Regions from separate parts of the Homo sapiens genome. Here all the other regions are linked to region 3. Evidence: chromatin contacts called from ENCODE Hi-C or POLR2A ChIA-PET data. All regions are on one chromosome and are shown on one strand. Each heading gives the region's core, a stretch centred on a gene start or an enhancer-like site at or near the end of the contact. The rest is flanking DNA. Distances are from core to core; before and after follow the strand shown.

Region 1 (2,900 bases), core at 288-2,787, 600 kb before region 3:
CGAATTGCTGGGACTGCAGGTGCCCACTACCGTGCCTGGCTAATTTTTGTATTTTTAGTAGGGATCGGGTTTCACTATGTTGGCCAGGCTGGTCTCGAACTCCTGACGTCAAGTGATCCTGAAAATGCAGTCGGCGGGGCTCAGCCCCTCTGTCCTACAGAGCAGAGCCGGGGATGGGCAGGAAATGGGCCTGAGACACAAGGGCCCAGCCTGGCACCAGACCCAGAACCCCTGCGGGTGGAATAAGGAGCCTCAGTTGCTGGCTCCATGCCTTTCTCTGTGACCCGCAGGAGCTGTAGGGACTGAGCCAAGGCTTGGGATCAAGGCACCAATGGGGGGACATGAACCAGCCTTTGCCAGACTGGGAACAAAAAGATGGGGACCCTGCCAGGCCATGCTGCTGACAAGGCCACTGGTGTCCATTGCCCCTGCTGGGCATGGCCACTCCCTGCCTCTTCCTGCCTGCCATTGCCACCATAGCAGAGTCTAAAGAGTCCCCATGCTAACGTGGTCTGGGCAAGGTTGGACAGCATGCCTTCTTTCCCTGGTGGTGCATCCCATGAGAGGCATCCGTGGGAGGGTTGTTGGAAGTCATACTGAGTTTTCAGCAAAACAGCGCCCTCCTTTCATCTCCTCACTCTCCACAGGACCCAGAGGTGGATTCACACAGCAGCCCACACTCTGAGTGCAAAATCCCCCAGCCTTCCCTGACCGGGGCTTCATGGCTGTTCAGCTTCTTTCTCTTCCACAGTCCTTAGACCCTGCTCAGCTAGACTCTGTTAGGCCCTCACCCAGCCACCAGCTCTCTTCAAAGCCCAGCCCAGTTCAGCTGGGATCTTCACTTTGAACCAGTGGGACCCAAACCAGATGGCGTACTTCCTTATTTCATGACCATGATATTCTCTTGCTCTCTTTCTCTCTCTCTCTCTCCCCTTCCCTCTCTCTCTCTACCCCTTTCTGACCATATTGCATAATCAGCCTCATCTGCTTATACAAGAAGTTTTCTGGTGGCTGTTTTCCATACTGGTTGCCACTGTGCTGAGAGTTAGAACAAGGTATAGCGTCGTGAAGCTTCTTTTGTATTTTCTACTTTACAAAGTGGATCTATAAAAACTGCTTGGAGCATAACTTGGTTGGGAGGAGATATTTGCTCTCTTGGTTTCTCTGCAAAGGTCCTCTGTGTACTTACGTTGCTTCAACATGTGTTCATAAATCAAGAGTTTGAAATACATTTTATTTTCTTCATTTGATCATTCAGTAAATATATATTTGTGTCCAGGCTCATTGACCCATTGCAACCATAAAAATGTGGACTAATTCCCAGGCTAGCTTAAAGCTATAATCCATAGGCCTGTGTATGAGCTAGCCTCTGAACCTATCCATAGGCCTGTGGTATGAGCTAGCCTCTGAACCTATCCTCTGCCTGGAGCATTGGATAGGAAACACAGATTTAGAGAACTCATCTCCTGTTTGCTGCCAAACCACATGCTGTCCCCCTGAGAACACGGTATCACGGGAGCCTGCCCACCCCTCGTGACTGGCTGGGTGCTGGGTTCATTCTGCTATGTGGACTGTGCAGATGTTTGGGCTGAGGAAGGGAGCTGGCCTATGTTTAATTTTTTTTTTTTTTTTTTTTGAGACGGAGTCTCGCTCTGTTGCCAGGCTGGAGTGCAGTAGCACAATCTCGGCTCACTGCAACCTCTGCCTCCCGGGTTCAGGCGATTCTCCTGCCTTAGCCTCCCGAGTAGCCAGGACTACAGGTGCCCACCACCACACCTGGCTAATTTTTTATATCTTTAGTAGAGACAGGGTTTCACCATGTTGGCCAGGATGGTCTCCATCTCCTGACCTCGTGATCCATTCGCCTCAGCCTCCCAAAGTGCTGGAATTACAGGCGTGAGCCACCGTGCCCAGCTTTAGTGTTTTTTTAATTGTATAAATAATACATGAACAAATTGTCATTTTTTAAAATTTAAACAATGGTATAGTATGGAACTACATAAGGTACAAAGTGAGAGCCTCTCTTTTCCCTTACCCCCAATCCCATGCCTCTTGCCAAATATGACCACTACTAACAAACATTTTAATTGCACTTGCAAATATATAGATGTATACATATGTCCATATACAGGTTTTGTTTTATTATGTTTTACATAAATTTGGATTATCTTGCTTATATTATTCTGCAGCTTGTTCTTTTTCACCTGTTTTTTTTTTTTCTGGAGAACTTTCCCTGCCAGGACATATAGGTCTACTGCATTGTTTTTTGTTGTTGTTGTTTGTTTTTGGAGATGGAGTCTCGTTCTGTTGCCCAGGCTGGAGTGCAGTGGCATGATCTCGGCTCACTGCAACCTCCGCCTCCTGGGTTCAAGCAATTCTTTGCCCCAGCCTCCTGAGTAGCTGGGATTACAGGCGCCCGCCACACGCCCGGCTAATTTTTTTGTATTTTTAGTAGAGACAGGGTTTCACCATCTTGGCCAGGCTGGTCTTGAACTCCTGACCTCATGATCTGCCCGCCTCAGCCTCCCAAAGTGCTGGGATTGCAGGCGTGAGCCACCGCGCCCAGCCTACTGCATTGTTTTTGTTGTTATATTTTCTTCTTCTTTTTTTTTATGGTGATAAAATATACATAACATAAAATTTGCCATTTTAACCATTTTAAAGTATTCAATTCAGTGGTATGAATTATATTCACAATGTTGTATAGCCATCACCTGTGTCTACTTCCAAAACTTTTTCATTATCCCAAACAGAAACTCTGAAACCATCAAGCAATTACTCCCCATTTCCCCTCTCCCAGCCCTTGGTAACGTCGACTCTACTTTCTGTCTCTATAAATTTGCCTGGTCTAGATGTTTCACATAAGCGGAATGATAAATTATTTGTCCTTTTTTGTCTGG
Region 2 (3,224 bases), core at 64-2,563, 560 kb before region 3:
AGGCTGAGGTGGGAGAATCACTTAAGCCTGGGAGGCAGAGGTTGCAGTGAGCCGGGATCATGCCACTGCACTCCAGCCTGGGTGATACAGAGACCCTGTCTCAAAAAAAAAAAAAAAAAAAACCAGGAAAAAAAAAAAAAAACAGTAAGAGAAAACCTCCAGCCTGGGTGACAGAGCAAGACCCTGTCTCTAACATAGATAAATAAATAAATAAACATTTAAAAAACCTATCACAAATGATACAAAATCAGTTGAGTAGCATTGATGAAGGGAAAGGAAAGATGGGGTGAGCTATCTCTAAACCAAAGAATCATAGTGCAGGCCAGGCCTTATGCTGGGGGCTGGGGTCGTAATGAAGAATATGGCAGTCCCAACAGAAGAGGGAGCACGCATTTACCGACTCATGTGTGCCAAGTGCTGGGCTCAGAGCTCTATCTGAGAATCTCATTTGATCCCCATAACAACTCCATGTGGAAAGAACTGTTGTTTTCAAGCCCCGTTTTCAAATGGGGAAAAGGGTTCACGGAGGCTAAGTAAGCAGCCCATGTTCACACAGCTAGTAGTGGTGGAACTGAGATTTGAACTCAAAGGCCCGGCTTTTAACCACTTCATATTTCATATACAGGGAATGGCGGGTGAGAGAGACCACAGCAACTTCCAGGAACTGTCATTCCTGAAAGTAACTCTGTGTCGCTGAAGAATGTCAGAGAAGAATTATGACGGGCTGGAAGGGGCCCAGTCATTAAAATCTTGAAGGCTATGTTAAAGGGTTTCGACTCTACCCGCGGGCAGGAGGGAGCCACAGAAGGTGCCAGGCAGGGGGGATGGTCTGATCAAGTCTGACTTTTAGAAAGATTATTCTGGCACCAGAACGGGGAGGAAACAGGTCGGGTTAGGAGGCAGCTGCTGTAATGCAGAAAGGTCACGAGGGTGGCGGACACGGTGAGGAAGAGGGATCCGAAGGATTCCGAAAACGGAACTGGCGGGCGGGAAGAGGCCGGACCAGGGTACCCAGCCGCGGAGGCCGTGTGGCCCTGGCTCCCCGCGGCCCCGCCCCGCCCCTCCCGGCGCCCGAATCCCGGGTCCCGGGAGCTGCCGCCTCACCTTGGCCATGCGGATCATGCGCTTGGCTACGTCCAGGTCGCCCTGGTGGTTCTGGCCGATCTCGGCAATGATGAAGCACGGGTGTTGCCCGCCCACCCAGCGCCCGGGACACAGCTCCAGCTCCAGCGGCATTGCAGCGGCTCGGGGTCCAAAGCCTCACTACCAGTCTGGGTCCGGCCGCCGCCGCCGCCGCCTCTACTCTGTTCTGTGAGCAACGCTGCGAGACCCACACGCCAGCCCCGCCACGTCAGCCCGCGGTCGCCGGGCAGCCAATCCCCTAGGCCCCGCCTCTCTCCCGACAGCCAATCGGGGCGGGGGGCGGGGGCGGGGCCTCCCGCGGGAAGGGCGGCGGGGCGGGTCGAGGAAGCTCCGCGGCCCTCTCCTGTGCGAGGCTTGAGGCTTGCTGTCCCAGAGCGTGGTCTCGGACCATCGCGGTATCCGTGCGTGCACCCAGGAGCAAGCATTCCCTGCAGGAGGCGGACGGCTGCCTGCGCAGGGCATAGTCTATGTCCTGCTCTCAGGAGCATGGGGAGAGCGCGCCCTATGGTGTAATGGAAAAAACAGGGTTGCTAGAGTTAGAATCACAGAGCTGGATCGAGTCCAGCCTATGCCAGTCACCAGCTCCTGCTCATATATACGTTACTCAGTCTTCCGGAGCGTTATTTTTGTTTCTCTCTGAAGCAAAAAAATAAAATAGAACTGTGAGATGACGTATAGAAACCCCTGATCACAATACTTGGCTTGTAGTAAGTTTTCAAGAAGTGGCGGAGGTTCCTATTATATGAGAGGCAACAGGTTCGAGAAGTTGCACTGGCTTGTCCAAAGCCATCCAGAAAGCCAAAGCAGAGATGGGACTAGTACCCGGACCTCCCAGCCCCAGGCTCTTAAAATACAATCACCTGGGCGGGCGCGGTGGCTCACACCTGTAATCCCAGCACTTTGGGAGGCCAAGGCAGGCAGATCACCTGAGGTCAGGAGTTCGAGACCAGCCTGACCAATATGGAGAAACCCCGTCTCTACTAAAAATACAAAAAAATTAGCCGGGCGTGGTGGTGCGTGCCTGTAATCCCAGCTACTCGAGAGGCTGAGGCAGGAGAATCGCTTGAACCCGGGAGGTGGAGGTTGCAGTGAGCCCAGATCACACCACTGCACTCCAGCCTGGTGACACTGCAAGACTCTGTCTCAAAAATAAATAAATTAATTAATTAATTTAAAAAATAAGATAAGTTATTTCCCAAAATAAACCTCCTTCTTTCCTGGGAACTAGACTGCCTTTGTAGGACTAACAAATTAGCCACAAGATTAGACACGTAGGAGTCATGCACCTGGAGGCTACAAGATTCTGACCCTCCCCAAATTGCTCCTGGGGATAACATCACTATTGTAAAACCTAAGACCAGTGCTTGAGATATTTTGCAGACCCTGCACTTGATGGATCAGCTGGCACCACCAGATTGATAAACTGGTTCATCTGATCTTGTGTCCCCCAACCAGGAACTGACTTGGCACAAGAAGACAGCCTTGACTTTCTATGATTTTATCTCCAACACAACCAATCAGCACTCCTGGCATACTGGCCTCTCTTAACCCACCACATTATCCTTAAAAACTCTGATCTCCAAGGTGGGGCATAGTGGCTCACACCTGTAATCCTAGCACTTTGGGAGGCTGAGGCGGGTGGATCACCTGAGGTCAGGAGTTCGAGACCAGCCTTGCCAACATGGTGAAACCCTGTCTCTACTAAAAATACAAAATGAGCCAGGTATGGTGGTGCATGCCTGTAATCCCAACTACTTGGGAGGCTGAGGTAGGAGAATCGCTTAAACCTGGGAGGCGGAGGTTGCAGTGAGCTGAGATTGTGCCATTGCACTCCAGCCTGGGCAACAAGAGCGAAACTCCATTTCAAAAACAAACAAACAAAAACCCCAAAAACCTCTGATCCCTGAATGCTAGGGGAAATTGATGTGAGTAATAATAAAACTCAGCCAGACTGCACAGCTGGCTCTGCATGAATTACTCTCTCTATTGCAATTCCCCTATTTTGATAAATCAGCTGTGTAGGTAGTGGGCATGGTGAACCAGTTGAGCAGTTAAAAATTTGGGGGCTCATTCGGGATTGC
Region 3 (3,230 bases), core at 557-3,056:
CTTTATTATCTGACTCCATTTCCCGTTAATTCTTTTTTCTGTAAGTCTTTGAGATGGCTTTAGAAAAAAACACATAACAGAAAGTAAAGTAGAAGCAAAAAGGAAACTTCAGGATGAGGGCGCTATTGTCCAGACAAGGTAAAGTCCAGAACAGCAGCAGATTCAAGAAGAGGGGGCATTGATCGGGTGCTCCCAGAGCTCCCGGACCTGCCTGAGCAGTGGGAAGGGTGCGGAAAGAGATGGGAAAGGCTGGGAGACTGCAGAACTTCTGGCGTGACCGGCCCTGTGTGACCTTGAGCAGGGGGCTCTGCGGCCCTGCACAGAGGACAAAATGGCAGTCACCTCTGGAAGAAAGATGGGGTGGGGGCCCTAGGGGTTCTCACGCTGAGGGCCCAGCACCTGGGTTCAGGGTCTGGTTCTGCGATTCAGACACGGAGGAGCTTGGGCCAGGTCGTCTCCGAGAGTCTGAGGGCATAGGGCGAGGGCTGGAGACAGGGTCTGTAATAGTAGCGGTGGGTGAAGGGTGTAGGAGGGGGCGGCGCTGCGCAGGTTGGAGGACGCATCATAGGCCCGATATAGACCGGGAAACTGTGGCCAGGGAGCGGCTGTACTGGAACCACTGCCCCTGCCCAGCTCATCGCATCTGAAGCTGCGTGGCTCACAGGCTGCTTTGCCGGCTACGGAGCAGAGAGATGCCCATAGGCACCCCAAAAGTGCACTTCCTAGGGTTGTACGGCTTAGGATATCCGACGGCCTTAGTGAGTCCCAGGATACGATCGAGTCTGGGGCAGTCAGTCTCCGATTTCTGCAGCGTCTCCGCATGTGCGCGGCTGGGACCCCAGCGTCCCAGGCCCGGAGAGGGTGAACAGGTGTGGGGAGCGCAGGCGGCCAAGAGCGCGCCCTGCAGCTCTCAGGGCTTGGGCTCCCAGCTCCATCGCGGCTACCAAACCTCGCCCCTACAAATGGGAGACTGAGATCCAGAAACAAGAGGGGGATTGCCAAGGCCATGCCGAGAGCCGGCGACAACCTGGGGCTCCCGCCTCCAAGCTCTTTCCAGCTCCACTTGGCCGCGTAGCGCGTGTCGTGGTGCTTTAAACCTTGTCTCTCCCAGTTTGGGAAACTTCACCTGCCCCAAACACTCTCAGCGCGAACCTGGGATCCACGTCCAGTCGAGCCTTTACTCCCCCACTCCCACCCCCAGACTCTTGCAGGCGGAGAAGAGGCCGCGCCCCCGAGCCCAGCTCCGGCTGGCACCTGTACCCAGCTGAGCACCCCGCGGGCTCAGAGCCCCGCCGCGCTGGAGTCCTGCGGGTGGCGGGGGCGCCCCTCCGCCAGGACCCCAGCCCGGGGCGCCGTCTCCTCCAGAACCCCGGGTCCTTCTCGCGTTCACAGACGCGGTGCGGAGGTCCAGAGCGGAGGGCGCCCTGGCCAGGGCTGCGCGCGCGGGGAGGCGGGGACGGGAGCGCTGGGCTCGGAACCCCGAGACCCGGGCTCCCTAGCCCCAGAGGCAACCCGAGGCGGCAGCTATTTATAGAGGGAGCCACGCTCAGTCCCTCTTGGCGGCGGCGGCGACAGCTGAATATTTTGCCCAGATATGGCTGAGGCCCCGGAGCGGGGGCAGGGAGCCCCGCGAGCGCGAGGGGGACCCCAGGCGGGGTGGGGGCTTACCCGGACGCAGAGCTGTGGGGCCGGCGCGGACGCGGGCTGCGGAACAGGCGCGGGCGGCGGGCAGATGGACGCGGGCGGAGGCCGCGGTGCTCCGGCGGGCAGCGGGCGGGCGAGCGCAGCGCGGGGCTGGACGAGCTCCCGGGCGGCCGCGGGCGGGCGGGAGCTGTGGGCTCGGGGGTGGGAGCCAGGGGCGGGCCCGGCTCGGCTGTCACCGCGCCCCGCCCCGCCCGCCGCCGGCTCCCTCCTTCCCCCCCCCTCCACTCGGGGGCGCCCGGGCGCAGCGCACTTCCCCGTCGGGACGCGGCCCTGGGCCGGGAGCGCAGGGGAGTCGGGCTGCAGCCGAGCGAGCGCGGGCCCCTGCCTGGGTCTCCTCCGCTTCCCCGCTGGTACCAGGAAGAGTTTGAGCGACGGTAGAGTTATGTGGGAAAAGGTGGGCAGATTTGCATTCCTGTGGGGTTTAGAATTTAAGATTTTGAGAATCTGAAGTCCCCAGAAGTGATGGACCAAAGCCAGCTAAGCAGCTGCTGCACCTTCACCTCTGATTGAAGCGCCGCTCCGTCCGTTTCCCAGCAGCGCGGCCAGGTGGGCTCTGAGCCGCAAGCTTTAACCGCGATCGTTTTGTCTACACGTAGTTCCAACACGCAATCGAATACATTCTCTCTACACTGAGAGCGAGTGGAGTGTCTAAAATACTGATTTTAAATGACCACAACAAAAAGACCCAAGTTCTTAAAAGGCTTTTTTTTTTTTTTTTTTTTTTCAGAACAAACCACTTTAGGTGGTTTATTCCAAATACAATTTTAAGTGTTTTAATAAACAAATGTCTCATGCAAAGGAATTTATATAGAAATAGGAAAACGTCTTATTTTGGATTATTATGGGAAAGCTTTTGGTAGGGTAGACCTTAATAAAATCAGCTCTTAATCCTGATGTATAGATTATTAATGAGAAACACTCATTAACCAAATTTTGTTTCTCAAGAAAATGAATTTCTCTAAAGTCCTCACAATGAGAACGCTCTTTTCAAGGGGTATATGCCATACATTTAAAAATAAGCAGTGATCTAATATTTCAGATTATTTTAAAACATTTTTGTTGTGAATCGAACATATAAGAACATACAACATAAGTTATGTTGTATGTGTAAACAAAATAAATGTGCAGCTTCATGACTTTTTACAACGTGAACACCTGTGCAACCAGTCACTCAGAGAACATTGCCTACAGCCCAGAAGCCAACCTGTCCCTCCTGGGTCCCAACTCCCTTCTAAAGATGATCACTTTCTTGACCCTTACGGTGATCATGTCCTTGTTTTTTTTCTTCCCTCTGTAGTATGTCTTCATTTGTTCAAATCTGTTGTTAATCTGTGGTTTTATGCAGCTGTAGTTTTTCACTGTATGAATATGCCACAGTTTAAAAAAAAATCCATTTGACTATTAATGGGCATTTAGGTTGTTTCCAGGTTTTAGCTATTACAAATAGTGCTGCTGCGAACATTCCTTGCCAGAATCCTCCTGTCCACGCGCACAGCCTGCTGTTGGAAGTGCTGGGTGATAGAGAA

Evidence for each region. Hi-C counts contacts between places; a loop is a spot of excess contacts on that map. ChIA-PET counts read pairs that join two places held with the same protein, here RNA polymerase II (POLR2A). Pooled maps may share reads with other maps.
Region 1: a loop to region 3 is called in a map with no recorded cell type, with 4 times the contacts of the local background. The contact joins the enhancer-like site here to the promoter of TMOD1 in region 3. A Hi-C loop is called at or near these places in 2 of 37 single-sample maps with no recorded cell type and 2 of 50 pooled maps.
Region 2: a pooled map shows a loop between it and region 3 (11-fold over the local background). The contact joins the promoter of NANS here to the promoter of TMOD1 in region 3. A Hi-C loop is called at or near these places in 4 of 50 pooled maps. POLR2A ChIA-PET finds 5 or more read pairs at or near these places in 2 of 52 experiments (GM12878 and activated T-cell).

Annotation. Positions count from the first base shown.
Region 1 is chr9:98,102,573-98,105,472 of GRCh38, reverse strand. All of the region lies in intron 2 of TRIM14 (tripartite motif containing 14), which reads left to right. Among named protein-coding and RNA genes, the nearest start is that of TRIM14, 15 kb to the left of the region's middle. Within about 2 kb of position 1,537, at least 9 of the 41 ENCODE cell types and tissues checked have a DNase peak (open chromatin) inside an H3K27ac peak, as active enhancers do.
Region 2 is chr9:98,054,821-98,058,044 of GRCh38, reverse strand. NANS (N-acetylneuraminate synthase) reads right to left here and starts at 1,313. Exons shown (of 6, transcript NM_018946.4): 1 at 1,105-1,313. The coding sequence starts at 1,236. It also overlaps a transcript of TRIM14 not described here. RefSeq lists enhancers at 595-714, 1,755-1,804 and silencers at 965-1,134, 1,215-1,564.
Region 3 is chr9:97,500,242-97,503,471 of GRCh38, reverse strand. TMOD1 (tropomodulin 1) reads right to left here and starts at 1,806. Exons shown (of 10, transcript NM_003275.4): 1 at 1,669-1,806. RefSeq lists a silencer at 1,270-1,989.